3 separate regions of the Homo sapiens genome follow, and regions 2 and 3 are each linked to region 1. A link is a contact called in ENCODE Hi-C data. All regions are on one chromosome and are shown on one strand. Each heading gives the region's core, a stretch centred on a gene start or an enhancer-like site at or near the end of the contact. The rest is flanking DNA. Distances are from core to core; before and after follow the strand shown.

What was found. Hi-C counts contacts between places; a loop is a spot of excess contacts on that map. Pooled maps may share reads with other maps.
Region 2: a map of esophagus muscularis mucosa shows a loop between it and region 1 (4-fold over the local background). The contact joins two enhancer-like sites. A Hi-C loop is called at or near these places in 1 of 168 maps with a recorded cell type or tissue (esophagus muscularis mucosa), 2 of 37 single-sample maps with no recorded cell type and 8 of 50 pooled maps.
Region 3: a map of PC-9 shows a loop between it and region 1 (3-fold over the local background). The contact joins the promoter of LINC01393 here to the enhancer-like site in region 1. A Hi-C loop is called at or near these places in 1 of 168 maps with a recorded cell type or tissue (PC-9) and 5 of 50 pooled maps.

Annotation. Positions count from the first base shown.
Region 1 is chr7:114,081,600-114,084,299 of GRCh38, forward strand. No RefSeq gene overlaps it. Among named protein-coding and RNA genes, the nearest start is that of PPP1R3A, 160 kb to the left of the region's middle. Within about 2 kb of position 1,377, at least 3 of the 41 ENCODE cell types and tissues checked have a DNase peak (open chromatin) inside an H3K27ac peak, as active enhancers do.
Region 2 is chr7:114,943,397-114,946,096 of GRCh38, forward strand. The region is part of intron 3 of MDFIC (MyoD family inhibitor domain containing); the gene reads left to right. Among named protein-coding and RNA genes, the nearest start is that of MDFIC, 23 kb to the left of the region's middle. Within about 2 kb of position 1,440, at least 17 of the 41 ENCODE cell types and tissues checked have a DNase peak (open chromatin) inside an H3K27ac peak, as active enhancers do.
Region 3 is chr7:115,077,540-115,080,239 of GRCh38, forward strand. It overlaps LINC01393 (long intergenic non-protein coding RNA 1393), which reads left to right and starts at 1,419. Exons shown (of 4, transcript NR_120521.1): 1 at 1,419-1,570.

The DNA of each region.
Region 1 (2,700 bases), core at 127-2,626:
CTTTCAATCAAAGTTTTAGGACACTCAGAGCCAACCTCTTAGCAGTGATATGCTGTGGTTACGTTTTTTCAAGATTAGATATATACCTACTAACAATGAACTAGGCTACATTAGAGAGAGAATTAAGTGTATTGTTCACTGGAGGATATGGGTAGCCCCTGTTGTTGAGTCTCCATGGTTCCTGCCAGCAGCCTAGGAGAAGCTAGGGGCAGGGCAGCGGAAATCTGCAGGCCCATAGCTGATTCCAAAGGGCTTTATGTGAAGGCTGGCAGATGTGGAGAATTTTTTTAATCTTCTGAAGATGAGAGAACCCGGGTAGAAGTGTGGGTTTATGAACAAATATTTATTGCTTCAGGGTCCAGGTAAATTCAGGGTATATGCTATAAAAACACAAATGAAAAATATAGTCTGTGACTTTTTTAAAAAAAGTTGGGAGAGCTCATTAGGATTTATTATAGGTCCCAAATTTTGTAGTCCCTAAGCTTAACGACAGATGGTGGTGTAACTCCACCAATTTCACAATATCTCCATTCAGTCTGATGTAACATAGATTACCCTTGATTTGACTTCGGTGAAATTAGAATTTTCTCTTTTCCCTAAATGTGTCAGGGAGGAGAATGGGGAAAAGTCGTCTAAAAGGAGTCTGCTTATTTGCTCATCTTCAGAAAACTGTAGTGGATGTGAAAACACAGGAAACTGATATGTGACTGTTTTTTCTGTGTGAAAGGAAAAATACCTTGCATTTAAGACTTTAGTTACAGGCTATTTGAAGTGAGTAGCACAATTTTGAAGATGTTATTTATAACAGGAAAAAATAGTAATTTAAAAACACCCCCTTTCCTTTCTCCCAGCGATTTCTCCAAGTCAGTTGAAATTTAAGTACAAGTCACAATTACAGAGATAAAACGGCTCTGAAAGAGAAAAATGTAGTTGTTGTTTGAAAGTGTTGGAAAAAACAGACTTAAGTGTGTGAAAAATTATATTTTTATAAAAAATAACTGAAAATCAAAGAGGTTCACTGGGAGAAGCAGTAAACTAACATTTCTAATTTGTCATTCGCGTGCGTCGCTTTCCTTCATCTTGGCTATACTTCCTCTCATCTGCGGTGTTTTATTTCGCGCAAGATGCGCTGACAGAGGCCATTTCAAACGAATTTATCTTTCACTAGGACCGTACTAGAGCAGTGTCTCGAATTTTGTTGATTTGTGGTTTCGTCGTAAAATAAACTTGAAATCAAATAAACTTTCGTGAGGAAGCTTTGATGTCCACTTGGTGAAACTCCTCATTCACCCAGTTGAGCCGTTGAACTTTCTTCTGGAACCTCTTTAAATGACTTTTGCCGATCCACGTGCTGCAAAGAAGACCTGAACCGTGCCTATGACCCTGCGCGGCGACTACAGGGACAGAATTTGGCTTTCCTTCTCTTTCCAATATGCAGCGTTTCGTTTAAAGGCTGCCTCGATCCAGTGGGCTGACCAGTGACTTGTGCAAAAGAAAACTATTCGATCGCTGTTTGCCCTTTCAGCGTTTTCCTCGGCTGCGGAAACCCGGTTTTCCTATTATTATACTTCAACTTTTTTTGGAGTCAGCTAGCACAGAGCGCTAAACCCCGGCCAGTTCCAGCAGCAGCCGAGGCGAACAAAGCCTGCAGTGTTCGGGGCCATGCTGGGGCGGGAGTGGTGGACGAGTTCAAGGAATTGCAAATAAATATATTTTATGACCACCCATCAACAAACTACGTGCCACCGTGGCGGCCCCTGGTAGCCGGGCCGTGTCTGCAGTGTGGCCAGGGGCGGGGGCTGAAAAGGAGGCGGCCGGAGAGGCGAAGCGAGCTGCGAGCCCCGGGCCTGAACTTTCACCTCTCGAACCCGGGCCCAGCCCATTGGCTGCAGCCGAGGGGTCCACCGAGGGCAGCGGCTCCTGACAGGACCTGTTTTCCCAACTCCCTGGACAGCTTCCCTGCGGGATGGGTTGGTGGCCCGGGGCATGGCAGCAGGCGAGGAGGAGATAATGGGGGCGAAGTTGAGCGGGGGCACTTGGGAGCTGCGGGCTCAGTTTCACTGAGAAAAAGGCCCCGGAAGGGTACGCGTCCACTCTATAAATATATACTCCTCCGACTGAGATGTCCTTTCGCACCTCTTGGCTATCTGTACTCTCCAGAAAGGAACGTTAGAGGCTGCGAATTTCACCAAAACGTTTCTTTGTGTACAGAAAAGTGAAAGGCTAACTAAACTCGTTCCTCTCCAAGTCTTGAGACCCTAACCCTCCTTCTCCTCGTTGGGAACTTGATCTTCCAAGTGGCCCTAGCTCTTTTACAATAAACCTTTCCCGCTCACTTACTCGGTACACCTGGAGAGAAAAGGGAAGTCAGTGGGGTCGATGTACGCGGGGGAAGAAGAAGAAAAAGAAGTGAGAAGCTGTCCACCTTTTGATTGTTCTATTCCCTTCATTTATAACCCCCCTGGAAAGGTACATCCCCAGTTTTCCAAGGATTTCCACGTCGTTTACTCTTCTTTTTTCCAAAATAGTTTCAAGTTTATTCAGAATCCGTTTTTATTGAGGTTTCCTAGTGAAGCATAAACGCAGATTACTTAACATAAAATTATCCCCACCTTTCAAAAGGGCGAGGTAGGGCCATTTGGGGCTGGCGTTTTCTAATGATAATGACTGTTCCTCCTTCTGTCTCTGCTCCCACTTTTA
Region 2 (2,700 bases), core at 190-2,689, 860 kb after region 1:
GAGAAAATAAACAACAACAATAAAAACACTATTGAAGGAAATTTCCAGGTTTCAAACAAAAGCTCTAAAAATGAGTGTTTTAGGTTAATTTTAGGACCATTTTGGTTTTTATACACTTTGGTCTTGGAGAAGGGAGTAGGAAGGAAGGAAATGAGACTCAGGAATTAGTGAGGAGGAAGATTTATATAGCTTTATCCAAAGAATCATATAAACATTATTTCAAGTAAATATTTATCTGAAAAACATATATTGATTAGCATTTATCTAATATTGACTCTGCTATTGTGAAACACATGATTTTGTGGAATAACTGGCCTATGTTATCTCTGACTTCCTAGCAACCAGAGTTAGTGAGCACTAGAAGAAGTTCTAGAGACAATTTTACCTCTATCTGTTGGGAAGCAAAATGGTTTTCTCACTTTTTTTTCGGTGGTAACAATTTTAAGTGTGTGCTTCATTTAATTGGTTTATTTCCTTAATCTCTTTTCCTAGGGCCCACAATAGGAAAATGTGAATAAGATTTCTTAGAACAACAGCAACAAAAAAGACAAACACTATTAAATAAGAATATGGAGAGTCATGCTAATGTGTTAAATTTGTTTATATTATTTGGTGAAGCTCATATTAGTCATAGAATCCATACCATTAAAAAGAATGAATTAAAATGATTTACTCTACGGTTTCATTGGTTAAGTGGGTACCAATCTAATATATTGTAAATTGCATGAGTTTCTTTATTGAGATAATGACGTACCCTGTGCCATGGGACTTTGGAACATTAGGAAACCACTGTCTAGTTTCTTACTAATATTCACTGAAGGAATGAAGAGATACAGAAATTTACACCCCCTCTGAAAGGGCTGCTGGGGAAACTGACAGTTTGAATGGATTTACAAAAGATACTGGCCAAAGATAGCAATGCCACTCCTGCCTGAAACATAAGCTGGCAAATATTTCCAAATATTTGTGGGTGAAATCTGACTCTGAATTTTGATTATAAATTTCAAAAACTCCATTTTTGTTATTTTCCCAGTCACACTTTTCTAGACAAAGTCTACTTTGTTGGATCAACAGAAAAAATTTGATATCTGGATTTTGCAGAAGTGGAACATTTTATATCATCTTTAAAACTGACTCAATTCTGGATAGCATTTGAAAGTTTTGTATTGTGGTAGCTTCTGCTATTCCAACTCCTTTGATATTAAACTCTCAGAGCTGCCTGACTTTCCTTCTTTGGCCTTCCCCACAGAGTCATTGGCCATCTCTGTGTAATTTAGTCTGTCTGTCTTAACTCTGAAGTTAGGAAGATGTGTATTTTCCTCTTGCTTAAGCATCTCGCACATTTTGGGGGCCCAGAAACTCTTTTGTAATAACAATAGGCCCTGGAAAAGGAGACTCTGGCTCAGAGCTTCATGGGAGGAGGGGAACATCTGTGTTGAGTCAGGCCCGAGCTGGCTCCGATTCCAGGAGTCCTGTGTGGCTCTCTGAGCACCGTGGAAGAAGCGGACAGCTGGCTCTCACGGAATTGATGTTAGTGTTCCCACTGTAGCGCGAGTTTGGCTGAATAGAGGGATCATCAGAAAAATGAGGCTGGCTGGGGTGTGGGAACATTTTCAAATGCACAACCCACTCTTTTTCCAAACTTCCATGGGGCAGCTCAGCTGCATACGCAAGAAGTGAAGGAGACAGACGCGGTCGAATGTGACTTCTTTTTCTTTATTCTTGAAAGTGGTTAGTGAGGGCTTGGCAGCTCGTGTCTCCGTTGTGCCGGATGGCTGCTGCCTTCTTTGCCGGACACTCAAGGCATAATTTATAGGGGACTGTTAGCTGTCAGTGTAATGAGGCTGTTTTTACTTTTCTTTGCTGAGAATAACTGAGCTCTGGAAAGTCAGGGAGTGGCTGCTTTGGAAATTGTATTCTAATTAAAGGGTGTATTCTCAGGCCTCATAAGGGATATTCACGCTGAGAATAATTTCCAAATTATTCTATGAACTTTAACCCTGACCTTAGCGGACTACCTGCTTGAACTCATACTTGGTTCATGCTCTACACAGAAGTTTGTACTTAGTCTGCTTTCCCTGGTCCACGTAGAAAACATTGCAGGTGGAAGACCTGGGGTATTATGGTTTTTCAGGGTGCGGATTTCAAATTGGTTGCCCTTGAATTGCTAACATATTACAGAGAATACATTATGGAAGTAATAAATAAAAAGAAGAAACTCATATGGAATCAAACATTTCGAATAAATAGGCCACACACAATCTGGTCAGAGAACGCACATTTTGGTTCTCTTTCCTATGAAATTTAAATTTAAAAAGACAATTCCAACCACTTAAATTTGTTTAAAAATTTCCAAATCAAATTAGTAAAGAATTAAAAACAATGGAGGTTTTATGAAAAAAGTTTATAATTGGAAATTCTCTTTTTTTATTTTATGACTTTTTATCCTTTTTACATTTCAAAAGGCTTTTATACTCTTAGAACATAATTTGGTGTATAATTTAATTTCTGAAAGGTGGCTTAAATTTTGGAATTTATAAGAGCACCAACTAAGCCTTTGGCTTTTCCCCTCAGATTAGCGTATATGGTATAATTGAAGCTATGCCCTGTTTTAATTGTCACTATTCCTCTGACTTAGTAAAATAAATGTTACAGTGAAGCGACACCATCAATTAATATTAATTTTTCTATTTAACCCGT
Region 3 (2,700 bases), core at 169-2,668, 1.0 Mb after region 1:
CCGGGAGGCTGAGGCAGGAGAATTGCTTGAACTCAGGAGGCGGAGGTTGCAGTGAGCCAAGATGGAGCCATTACACTCCAGCCTGGGCAACAGAGCAAGACTCCATCTCAAATAACAACCAACCAACCAAAAAAAAACACTGACTCATCACTCAAAATAATGCATATTTGTATGCAGAAGAATAGACAGATAAATGATTTCATAGCAATAGTGTGCTTTTTAAATTAAAAATATTATTTATAATTTCGATTGCCTTTAACAGAATTTAAAAACTGAAGTGGAACTTACAGAATTTCTGAGCTCTAGATACAAATTTATTACCACCTGTGATATAACTTCCAAATCATTTGTCTGAGATTAAGAAAAATATGATGAAAAACATCAAGAGCATAAAGTAAAATTTTAAAACATGTTGCAATTTTTTTCTCGTATGGAGTGGGGTCTGCTGAAAGATGAGAAATAAGCACACAAAGATGTTCCCATATTTCCTCTTCTGATCCAACTTCCCAACGAACTAAAAGCTACCTATCTTGAACTATGCAGTTTTGGTGTTTATACATAGGAAAATATTTTGGAGGCATGGTGGTATGTGGAAATTCCTGTTTCATAAATTAAAGTCATTTGTCAGATTGGCTAAACAGCTATTTACAGAGCATCAGTTCCTTCCAAATTTTTAAGCCATGTTGTTATATGTACATTATCCAAGTTAATGATATGAATTTTCTCTGATTTCTACATTTTCAACTCTTTGTTTTTATTTTAGTGGATTCAAAACCTGCTGTCCTTTTACCATTGTTTTTCAGTTCTGCACTTTAGTAAAAGTCATCCCTTGGGACAAAGTAGGTTTTTTTTTGTTACATTAAGTAGGTTTTTTGTTTGTTTGTTTTGCCTGCTCTATTTTTTTTTTTCTCCAGAAGGTTCATGCCTGTTTCATTTCCTCCATGAATGAGAATGTCTTCTGGTTTCCTCTATTCTTGAATGATAATTTGGCTGTGTATACATTTTCATTCATGCTTTCTTTACTGCTTCACTGTCTTTGTGTGTTGACAGATGCCTTTCATCTTTTACTCCAGCATCTCCAATCAAGCATCTTTGGTTGGATTTTTGACATCAAGTGATTTCTTTCCTTTTTTACAGAAAGGGCTCATGACTTGTATATTCCCTGACTATTTTTTTGGTTGTTGCTGTTTTTGTTTATAAAATGTCTTTCTGTTGCCCTTATGTTTGTTTGACCACCTCAGTTGGGCATAATAATCTTTAGTTACAGTCTTTCCTACTTGCTATGGTTTGCATGTCCCCTTCAAAACTTATGTTGAAATTTAATTGCCATTGTGATGGTATTAAGAGGTGGGACCATTAAGAGGTGATTAGGTCACCAGGGCTCTGCCCTCTTGAATGGATCAATGTTGGTGTCAAGGAAGTGTCCTGTTATTAAAGGGAGTTTGACCCTCTCTTGCTGGCTTGCTCTCATGCTTTCTTGTCCTTCTGCCTTCTGCCATGGGATGACACAGCAAGAAGCCCCTTGCCAGATGTGGGCCTCTCGACCTTGGACTTCTTAGCTTCCAGAACTGTAAGAAATATTTCTTTTCTTTATAAATTACCCAGCTTGTGGTATTCTGTTATAGCAACACAGAACATACTGAGATACTATTGAAGGTTGCTAACATTTGTTCCCCTATCTTCTGATTTCTTTTGACATTGGATTTAGTAGAAGTCTAAGACCAGTCTGACATTTCACCTCTCATTATTTATATACACATATACATGTGCGTGCACACGCACACACACACACACACACACACACAATTTTTTCTGGCTAAAGAATAATTTCTTTACCTACAAAGTTTAAAATTTCGTCTGGACTTTCTTGGTTTAGATTGCTGTAGAAAATGTTCCTAGACTGTAAGGAATCTTTTTGATGATCTGTAATTCAATTCTTCCTTATTTTGCTTGATTATTCTTGGAAGCCTTTTTCTGTCACCTTAGTTGACCTACCTATTTTAGGGACAACGAATTTTTATTTTGCCGGATTTACATTTTTTTTTTCTGCTGTTTCTACCTATTATTGTCTTTGAATCACAGTTATCTAAATATTTTTTCCTGTGTAGAGTCACCATAATTATACTCTTTTTCTTAGTGGTTTGATATTTTATTGTGTCTATTTTTTTCTTGTTGGACATAACTTTGTCTAACTTATTTATTAATTCTGTGATAGTGGCTTTTGCTCCTTAAGTTGCTTCCTTCATTCTGGAATTTAGCTCCCATTTATCATTTTCTTAATGTCCTTCTTTTATAAAATTATGTTCTTATAATCTCCTATAGAAGGGAGAATAAAGTCTTCATGGTGAGTTATCCTCTCATTTTAGATTGTTTCCTTCCAGAATAGATTTCTTATCTGCTTATTTCTTTCTATTATTTTTTCCATATAGAATGTTTTTATAGTTGCCATGCCATTTATTTCTAGGTTTTTTTTTGCATGCTTTACATCAGTAACTCTGTTAGTTGTTTTCAATGCTCATATAGAATACGATCAAATTCTCTTTTATCTACTTCTCTTCTATCTAGAACATTTTAATATTTTCCTCTGAATTTCACTTTAGAGACTGTGGTTGAGTCTGCCTATTTACTCTTAGTCCAAATTTCTCCAAATTGGGGTGGAACATGCAGTATTAAAAATATTCTTAGAAATTGTAAAGTTAC